Regions from separate parts of the Homo sapiens genome. Here region 1 is linked to region 2. A link is a loop called in an ENCODE intact Hi-C map of the cell type or tissue named here. Cell type or tissue: PC-9. All regions are shown on one strand. Each heading gives the region's core, and the rest is flanking DNA. Links, peaks and the distances in the headings are about the cores only.

What was found. Peaks named below come from ENCODE experiments on the same cell type or tissue, not always from the same donor. Only the 100,000 strongest peaks of a DNase experiment are listed, where the experiment ranks them.
Region 1: it touches region 2 in a loop (4-fold over the local background); 2 of 110 quality-filtered maps call a loop at or near these places.

The regions. Positions count from the first base shown.
Region 1 is chr11:35,539,427-35,544,813 of GRCh38, reverse strand. No RefSeq gene overlaps it. Among named protein-coding and RNA genes, the nearest start is that of PAMR1, 17 kb to the right of the region's middle. In PC-9, for the core only: no CTCF peak of the experiment used is centred there; a DNase peak (open chromatin) is centred at 2,643; H3K27ac peaks cover 912 bases.
Region 2 is chr11:35,590,655-35,596,041 of GRCh38, reverse strand. No RefSeq gene overlaps it. Among named protein-coding and RNA genes, the nearest start is that of FJX1, 25 kb to the left of the region's middle. In PC-9, for the core only: no CTCF peak of the experiment used is centred there; a DNase peak (open chromatin) is centred at 2,701; H3K27ac peaks cover 745 bases.

The DNA of each region.
Region 1 (5,387 bases), core at 178-5,177, 51 kb after region 2:
TCTCAAAAAAAAAAAAAAAAAAAAAAAAATGGTGCCAGCCTGTTGGCTAGTCTGATTATCTAGAAATGACAGTGTTCATGAAGTTCAGGGTTGGATATTCGTTGACATTGTTGTTTTTGCCCTTTCTTGAATTAATATGGTAGCTCCCCCTTATCCATGTGTATTAATCTGTTTTCACACTCACGCTGTGGATAAAGACATACCCGAGACTGGGTAATTTATAAAGAAAAAGAGGTTTAATGAACTCATGGTTCCACGTGGCTGGGGAGGCCTCACAATCATGGTAGAAGGCGAAAGGCACGTCTTACATGGAGGTGGCAAGAGAGAATGAAAACCACGCATAAGGGGAAACCCCTTATAAAATCATCAGATCTCATGAGACTTACTCGCTACCATGAGAACAGTATGGGGGAAACCACCTCCATGATTCAATTTTCTCCCACCAGGACCCTCCCAGAACACGTGGGAATTATGGGAGCTACAATTCAAGATGAGATTTGGGTGGGGACACAGTCAAACCATATCACCATGGCTTCTCTTTCTGCAGTTTCAGTTACCTGGTATAGTACAATAAGATATTTTGAGAGAGTGACAGAAAGAGAGAGAGATAGAGATACTACACCCACATAACTTTTATTACATTATATTATTATAATTATTCTACTTTATTATTATTGTTATTAATTTCTTACTGTGCCTAATTTATAAATTAAGCTTTATCATAGATTTGAATGTATAGGAAAAAACAGTATATATAGTGTGTGTGTACATATATATCTATGTATATATGTGTGTGTGTGTGTATATATATATATATATACACACGTATAGATATATAGGCTTCAATACTTGCAGTTTCAGGCATCCACTGGAGGTCTTGGAACATATTCCCCAAGGATAAGGGGGGAATACTGTGGTAATATTAGCAGCAACTACTGTGGTAAGCCAGGTCTCCCTAAAGGCTGAACAGGCAGGCCTCCATAACAACTATTTCAGCACTGAGTGGTTAAGTTAAATATTAAAAGCCAAAAGACCTAGTGCCCCTATACAAAGGCTGGAATGTAACAAAAGCCCACCAGGAGTTTTGCCTAGGCTTTTCCTGGGCTTTGAAGCATGACAAGATAACGAAGGAACTCTTAACAGGAGCCGTTTAGGATTAAACATGTCTTACTGGGGGTCTGAAGAAACTCCCCAGGCCTCCACAAAGAAGCTTATTAGGGGTCTAAAGGAACTCCCCAAACCTCCATGATTTCGCAGGGGACAAGATAAGGGTAATTACCCCAGCACCTGGACGTATTTGGATTAAGTAAATTTACTAAGGCTCCAGAGGAAGGTGTTCAGGATTCAGATCTTAGTTATAGATTAGAAGAATTTAATCACTTACGTCTTTCGATGAATGCACACTTACATGTAGACGTATAGCTTAGAAGGTATATAAGCTCTGGAAAACTTTGTAATTTTGAGTTGGTCTGGCGATATTTTCCAGGCCTTCTCCCTGTACCCAGTTATAGACATAAACTCCCTTCTCTCAGTTCATCTGCATTTTTGTTATTGGGCTGTGAAAATAAGCAGCCTGACCCTTGGTTTGGTCTAGGAGCACTACTGCAACTATTATATTATAATAAATATTAATATTAGTAGGAATAGTGGTAGGCGCGTTCATAATTATGGCTGGTATCAGTTGTTTCTGATTCCCCAGTATTTTGGCCTCTGCTTTCAGTAACAACTAGGCTTTCCTTTATATAATTATCCCTCCCCATTGGAACTGGTCTTGGTTGGGATGTCAGAGTGTACACCTTCCTTTGGCCAGTGGCTCAAAGATGGCAACCTGGTGGAGCTGATGGGTCCTGACAGTGGCACCCTAAAGAGTCCATCATTAGTTCCTGTGGCTGACATATCTGGGGCTCTTCTGCTTCCTGGTTCTTTCCAAACCTTGGCCATTCAATTTAGCTGTTGATTCTTTCAGTTGTCTCAGAGTCATCTAATGTATTTTCTTTTCTTTTAAGTTACACAGAGATGATTTGCTTTGCTTAGTAATCAAAGGGCCCAAAATAATACTTGAGAGGTCACATTGGTCATAGTAGCTGTGGTGGTTGTTGTCATCCTTTTTGAAGTCACAGTAGTAATAACTACCACATACTTACTATCTATTATGTTCTGGGCATAGTCTAAGCATTATCTCATATCATCCATCTAACAATCCTGTGAAGTAGCAGATACATACCATTACCACCCCCTTTTGCAGATGAGAAAACTGTGGCTTAGAGAGATCAAGTAATTTGCCTGTAGCTGGTAAGTGATGGAGCCAGGATACAAATGCAGAATGTCCAGCTGTGATCCTTATACCCTTGATCACACCATAGCTTCTCTGTTAAATGACTCGTTGGGACGTGCCTGGCGATGTGCTCATCACTTTATATCAATTACCTAGTTTAATTTTCACAAAAATAATTAAGTCTCAGTATGGGTTCTGATGGCAGCCATACAGATGAGGAAACATGGGCTCAGATAGGTTAAATACTTTGTGACTGTTGCTCAATCCTAACATTCCAACCAAAGCCACCAAGCTGAGAAAGGTCTGAGCCTGTTGGGAGAAGAATGAAGACAAGGGCCTGGTCTGCCCAGATTTAACCTCACTCTGTGAATGGAACAGAGAACCTTAAAAACATGTCAAGAATTAGGCTTCCTTTGGAGGATTCTCAGGAGGTTTCGGCAGAGAGGAAAAACTTCCTTGTACTGAGATAACTTTGAAATCCTCATAATGAGGCCAATTTTTTTCTCTTCCTTTCTTCTTTGAGAATTCCAGGCCTGATTAGATCATGCTCTGTACTGGAGTCGGCCAAGGGCCATGGTTTAAATCACGTGCTCCTGATGACCTTACAAGAACATCTAAGAAGGATAAATCTATTTGTTTTACACTGAGATAATGGAAAATAAAGCTACCCCTGCTCCTCTCCAGGAGATCTTGCTTGCCAAGTTGGTTTTCATAACACACTTTTACAGTTGATTTATCTTCTCTGAAAAGTGAGACAAAAACTAAAAAATAAAGCAGCACTTAGCAGTGCTTTTGCCAAAAACAATGAAAGCCAAGAGCATCATCGTAGACTCTGTTACCAGAATTGGCAGGTTGATGTGTTTCCAGACATGGGAACAAAGACCCCAAATTCCAATGAGTCTGGAGAAATTTTCAATGGCCATCTTTGTAGTGTTTTGTCAGGAAATGAATGATTGGAAGGCACTTGTGTGGCTGCTGCTTGGCTTTTACCATCAACACCACATCCCACTGCCATTTATGGCCCCCACCTCCAAACTCCCAGGCCGAGTGGGGTTGAAAATTTGGAATTTGTACCCAGGAGGTAGAATGGGGCCACTTTAATAATTATCTGGTCGGGATGATTTTCTAGAGGATGCTGATGAGGGTGGTGTTGGGGAGGAACCAAGGGGATGGCAAAAGAGCAAGTGATTTCTGCTTTGCATTTAGTAGCAGTTACTTCTAGACCCAAACAACTTATTTGCAACTTTCAGAAGCATGGAAGGATGGGATTGTCATTGACTTAGTGTTTCTGTGCCTCGCATTCCTTTCTGTAAAATTGGGGCAATCCAGTGCCTAACTCAGGCTAGATGGGAGAATTACATGAGATAATGCATGCACTGTGCCTAGCACAGGGTAAGTGACCAATAAATATTAGGCTTTTGTTATTATTACACTCCCGGCTGCCTTGCAGCTTGGGTCATTCTGGGTCCCCATCCATGCCCACTCTTCTGCCCTCAGGGACTTGTGGCCTTCTTAGATTATATCTAAAATCTTTCCTGGGCTAACATTCTATTACCCAAGCCTATTCCTCTCTGTTTATAGGTGAAGAGAGAAACTGATGCCCAGAGAGGTGAAGTGACTTGTTCAAAGTCACAGTTAGCAAGTTTAATTCTGTTGCTGCTCTTACGTATTAGTTACCTATTGCTGCATAACAAATTACCCTAAGATATGGCATCTTAAAACAACTAACATGTATTATCTCACGTGGTTTCTGAGGGTCAGGGATCTGGGGGCAGCTTGGGTTTATGGTTCTCTCATCAGGTTGCGGTCAAGATGCCAGCTGGGGCTGTGGTTTCTGAAGACTTGACTGGGGCTGGATTTCATCATTTCCAAGATGACTCTGAAGGATAGCAGAAAATGCCACCCCAAAATATGCCATTTTGGCTTAAGAATTATTTTGAGCTGAAGGCAAAGGAGGAAAAGCAGATAGATACAAGAAGAGTTATCTGCCCTCCCTCTACTTGCCAGAAACACGATGTAAGTTTGTAAAGGTGCCCTCTCTCTTCTCCCTACCAGGAAGGACAGAAGTTAGTCACTAGAGACAACAGTAGACCCTTATAAGCCCAGAGAGGGCACCAGAGAAATCTTCATTAAAAACCTTACCAATGAGTCCTTCTCTTCCATTAGCCCCCACATGTATTTGCCTTTCCATAATTTGCCACCCCTAGAAGCTCAAAGTCCTTTTCCTTTGTCTTATCACTTCTCTAAAACTGTATGGTTCTTTTGTTAAGATGCAATATAAGCCCAAGTTCTAGCCACCCCTTTGTGTTACTCACTGGGTGTTCCCATGTGTATGTGTCATGCACATGTTAATGCAATTCTGCTTGTTTTTCTCTTGTTTATCTGACTTTTATCAGTCTAATTTGCAGAGCCCAGCCAACCAATGAATCTAAGATGGGTAGAGGGAAAACAGCTTTTTCTCTCCAGCAGCTTACTCAGATGGTTGTTGTCAGGAAGCTTTCATTCCTTGCCTGGGAGCCTGTCCTCAGGGCTGCTCAGGACATGACTTCCCGCAAGGCACGTGATCCAGGAGGGAGTGCAGATGGAGGCAGCAGTGTCTTTCATAAACTAATCTCGGGAGGGATGTGCGGTCACTACTCCCATCTGTGATGGGTCACACATACCAACCCTGGTACACTGTGGGAGGGGATCATGCAAGGTTCGTGACAACCAGGAGGCCAAAATTATGAGACACCGTCTTGCAGGCTGGCGACCACCCCCCTTTAAGTTAAAGACAAAGTCCTTAACAGAGAACTGCTTAACTTATCAGCCTCCACTCATAAAATACTCCTTTTGATCTCTGGGCTTTGGTTTACACTGGCCTTTTTTCAGTTGCCACACACACCACGTTCCTGCCCAGCCTGCCTTTGCAAGTGTTGCTTCCCCCATGCCTGGAACACTAATGTATCACTCCATCTATTAATATCCCATCAATTCTTCTTCATCCTTTAACATTCAGCTCTGGCAACACTTCCTCCAGGAAGCCTTCCCTGCTCCCTTAGCCTAGGTCTGGGCTTCTGGTCATATGCATTGTCTTGGTTGAAATTGAGTCATCAATTATTGAATGGATGTC
Region 2 (5,387 bases), core at 309-5,308:
AGTACTGAAAGTCCTAGCCAGAGCAATCAGACAAGGGAAAGAAATAAAGGGCATCCAAATCAGTAAAGAGGAAGTCAAACTGTACACTGTTTGCTGATGATATGATTGTATACTTAGAAAACACTAAAGACTCCTCCAAAAAGCTCTTAGAACTGATAAATGAATTCAGCAAAGCTTCAGGATACATGCTTAATGTACACAAATCAGTTGCTCTGCTATACACCAACAGTGGCTAAGCTGAGAATCAAATCAAGAACTCAACCTCTTTTACAGTAGTTGCAAAAAAATAAATAAGTAAAATACTTAGGACTATACTTAACTGAGGAGGTAAAAGACCTCTACAAGGACAACTACAAAACGCTGCTGAAAGAAATCACAGATGACACAAACAAATGAAAACATATTCCATGCTCATAGATGGGTAGAATCAATACTGTGAAAATGACCTTACTGCTAAAAGCCATCTACAAATTCAATGCAATTTCCCTCAAAATACCACCATCATTCTTCACAGAACTGGAAAAAAAAAATCCTAAAATTCACATGGAAACAAAAAAGAGCCTGCATAGCCAAAGCAAGACTAAGTAAAAAGAAAAAGTCTGGAGGCATCACATTACCAGATTTCAAACTATATTATAAGGCTATATCACCAAAACAGCACGGTACTGGTATAAAAATAGGCACATAGACCAATGGAACAGAATAGAGAACTCAGAAATAAACCCAAATACTTATAGCCAACTAATCTTCAACAAAGCAAACAAAAACATAGAGTAGGGAAAGGACACTCTCACTTTTTAAAGGTATGGGGCCTAGAGTGAATGAATGCACATCACATTTGTAGGGATGACCCTTTGTGTCTTGTACCGTTTAACAGATATGCATGCACCTTTGTGGGACAAATTGTTCTTTTTTTAAGTCATCTTTTTAGCATTCAATTACAAGAAGAAAATGGCCAAGCAGGCAGAAGAGTTCTGTATTATTTAATCCATCCATCTCCTTCTCTGGCTTCTGGCAAGGGAGGCTGCTGTACTACTTCTTTCCCACCACTCAGTAGACCGATGGAAACAGGAAGTTGAGTGCTCTCCCTGCCGTTGCCTTCAGAAATCTTGTAGCATCTGACAGATTGAGACACATTGCTTCTCTCTCAATGAGGCCTGCATTGGTGACAGTCTCCAGGCAACATGATTGAGAGGGAAGCTGGACAGTCTGTCAACTTGGCCTTCACAGGGCTATTAGAGTGAAGCAAGAGATAAAATGTATTTTGTTTTCAACAAGGTTCCATGTCTGTCTTATATTATCAACTCCAAAACATACCATGAAATATGACTTCTTATTATCCCTACTTTTAGAGCACTTAGAAACTGTTAGGCGAGGTGGAAGTAAAGAACTGGGTGTAACTGGCTGCAGCAGCTTATGCTTGTAATCCCAGCACCTTGGGCGGCTGAGGCAAGAGGATTGCTTGCGTCCAGGAGTTCAAGACCAGCCTGGGCAACATAGTGAAATTCTGTCTCTACAAAAAATAAAAAACTAGCTAGGCATAGTGGCGCATGCCTGGAGTGCCAGCTACTTGGGAAGCTGAGGTGGGAGGATCCCATGAGTCCTGGAGGTTGAGGTTGCAGTGAGCTGTGATCGCACCACTGCACTCAGCCTGGGTGACAGAACGAGAGACCCTGTCTAAAAAAAAAAAAAAGAACTGAGCGTTAATTTTTCCTGAGTAGTATGATGCTACTCTTTCTGAGATCACTATTTGTGGTAGATAAGATAATGCCCTCACACCCCAAAGTTATGAATTCTGCTGCTATCGTGTATGCTAATGCCTTCCATAGGCACTAGAAAGGCACTTTAACCATTGACCATTATTTAAGGATCCATTGAAAAGTAGAGTATATGTTTCCTATTGCTGATGCCCTGACCTAATCCCTGGAACCTGTGAATATGTTATGTTATATGGCAAAGGGAAATGCAGGTTGGAGACGAAATTAAGGTTGTTAATCGGCTGACTTTAAAATAGAGAGAGCATCCTGGATTATCCAGATGGGATCAATGTAATCACAAGGGTCCTTAAATGTGGAAAAGGAAGGTAGAAAAGTCAGAGTGGCTGAGAAAGACTCAGCTGGCCATTGCTGGCTTTGAAGATGGAAGAGTGTCATAAGTCAAGGGATATATGGAGCCTCTGGCAGCTGGAAATCACAAGAGAAAGGATTTACCCCCAGAGCCTCCAGAAGGAAGCAAGGTGTCCTTGCTGACACCTTGATGTTAGCCCAGTGAACCCATTTCAGACTTCTGACCTCTAGAAATATAACATAATCAATTTGTTTCATTTTAAGCCGCCAAGTTTGTGGCAATCTGTTATGGCAGCAATAGGAAACATATACTCTACTTTTCAATGGATCCTTGAATAATGGTCAATGGTTAAAGTGCCTTTCTAGTGCCTATGGAAGGCATTGGCATACACGACAGCAGTAGAATTCGTAACTCTTGAGTGGGGATATTACCCCATGCCTCATATTCTGTAGAAAACAATATTAAAGCTACATTGCTTGTCTAGCCTTATACCAGAGGGACTTATCTGACTGGTGTGGCCTGGTGATTTGGGCAGGGTTCAGCTGAGATTGTTCATTTCCATTCTCTGTGGTGTTTGTTGGGTTCACTCACATATTTGTGGTCACTTGGCATGTTGATTGGTGTTGCCTGATCCTGGATGATGTAATTTACAGGCCTAGCAGTTGGCTGAAGTGTCAGCTGGGGCACTTTGGTTTTTATCCACATGGCCATTCCACTGGTTTAGCTAGCCTGGGCTTCTTCACTTGGTAGGTGAATTTTGAGAAAGAATGCAGAGGTTGCTTGACTTAGACCTTGGCTCAGAAATTGCTTAACATCATTCTGCTTCTTTCCATTGGCCAAGGCAAGTGATGGGAACAGTAGCAACCCCACATTGCCGGGGGCATATATACAGGGATGGGAGGCATTTGTAGCTATATATATATATATATATATATATATATATATATATATATATATAAAATATAAATATTTTTTATCTAAATATATAAATATAAATATTTATATATATATATTACATATATATATATATTTTTTTTTTTTTTTGCTGTTGGTGCTGTTGTTGTTTTGAGATGGAGTCTTGCTCTGTCACCCTGGCGGGAGTGCAGTGGTGCGATCTTGGCTCACTGCAACCTCTGTCCCCCCGGTTCAAGCGATTTTCCTGCCTCAGGCTCCTGAGTAGCTGGGATTACAGGCATGCATCACCATGCCCAGCTAATTTTTGTATTTTTAGTAGAAATGGGGTTTCACCATGTTGGTCAGGCTGGTCTCAAACTCCTGACCTCATGATCCACCTGCCTTGGCCTCCCAAAGTGCTGGGATTACAGGCGTGAGCCACCGTGCCTGGCCAGCAATGGTTTTTTAAGTGTTATACTCTCTGTGGCTCCCTTTCTTAGGTTAGATGGCCTGAAGCTGGTATAGGTTCTTCCTTCTGTTCCTGCCTCTTTCATGTGGTGAGTCTGCCAAGGCAAGCTCTGCCCTCAAGAGGAAAGGCTTCCAGTTGTTTAGCTGCTGTGGCCATGAAAAGGTGGCTAAGTATAACTCAGTATGGAATAGAAAACTCATTCAGATCACAGGGACAGTTTCCATTCACCAGACCAGGTAGCCAGTATTACCACTATTATTAGGACCTCTGATTCCTTTGTATACTTCTCAATTGCTTCAGAACGTGGAAGACAGAAAGGCACGATTAAGTAATACCTCAAGAACTTAGCAAAAACCACCTGAAGGATACAGAGAAATAACCAGTGACAAGAAGGGAAAAGTTCAGGAAGGACAAAACTGGGACGTTATTCTAAAAGTGAAGGTACACATTCTACCAATATAAATGATGAAATAGGATGCACAAGGAAAATGGTCTTTGCCATCCTTATGGACTAACTGTAATATGTCCAATAATTAGGATGTTTAAAATATGTTGACAAAATTCTGGAAAGCATTGGCTGGTTTTGCATTTACATTCTGGTGAAGTCATTTTCTCCCTGTAACTGATATTTGGACAGTTCTCCTGAGACAGCAATGGGGCATAATATAAACTGTCATATAATCATTTAGACATTTCAATTCTCTCTATGTCTTCTTTTTGTCGACAACCTAAAGGAATATATATTGCACATACACATAAACAGACGTGTTTTCACTATTGTTGTGGATGCAATTGATAATGGAAACAAGAAATGAAGGGTCTCTGAAGAAGAGTGAGATTTTTTCAGTTCAGTCCAGTTAGTGAAGTCCAGTTCAGTTCTGAACTTAATCCAGAAGTTGTTATTTTTCCGCAAAAATGACAGTGAAAAATCAGAGGGTTACATGGGAGCTCTCATTTTGCAGCTGCAGAAGCAACAGCAGCAGCATGGAGAGAAGGCATTGGTGTGTGGCCACACGCAGCTTTGGGGTAAGAGCAGGCAATAAGGAAGCAGTGCATTATAATGGAAGGAGCATGGGCTTTGGTTAAAGATAGACCCATGTTTTTGACTCCTGCCTTTGCAAATTACTCACTTTCTAACCTTTCCTGTTTTCATTTCTTCTGTAAAATGGGGCTGATTGCCCTCATCTCATGACTATTGTAAGGATTAAATAAGATATATTTCAAATGTCTACTACTGTGCCTTGCACATTGTAGGCACACAAGAGTGATGACCATACAGAAATGAAATTTGCAGAATTCGTGGGGGGAATTGTGATTCAAGTCCTTGCATGGGTCTGAGCAGTAGCTAGTAAGAACAGAAGTAGCTAGGGTGGTAGAGATAGATAGATAGATAGATAGATAGATAGATAGATAGATAGATAGATAGATTGTAGAAAGCTCCATGTTTTTAGGGATGCATTTTTAGCAAGTACATTATAAGAGATAGTATTAGAACTAACTTTTCACTTTCAGATAATTCTCAAGAAATAATAGGTCTGGTTGGAAAAGCCATGGACTAGTGTGACAGGTCTAAGGGGATAAAAGAGTAATATAAGATGACAACAGAATAGGCAGAACCGGACCACACTTGGACACAGAGAGCTCTCCAAGCTGATTTTGAGCTGTGTCATACCTATGGCAGAGGCAGTATTGGTTCCCATGGGCTACCCTCCAATCTTTCCTCTTGTCGACTTGGCAAGCCTGGGACCTCTTCTGAAAACCTCAGCTCTAACAACTCCTAAAGTGTCTCAGTGTAACAGGTAAGGAAACTGACAAAAGCAGGGACAAGGGCACACTCTCCCTGTTGAGCCCCTCAGTTGGTTTAGCAACCAGGGAGAGGCCACTCCCTGGCTTAGCTCTTTCATCCATAAGCTAGGATCCCTGGTGCCTCTCCCAGTTCTTTCTGCAACCTGCTATA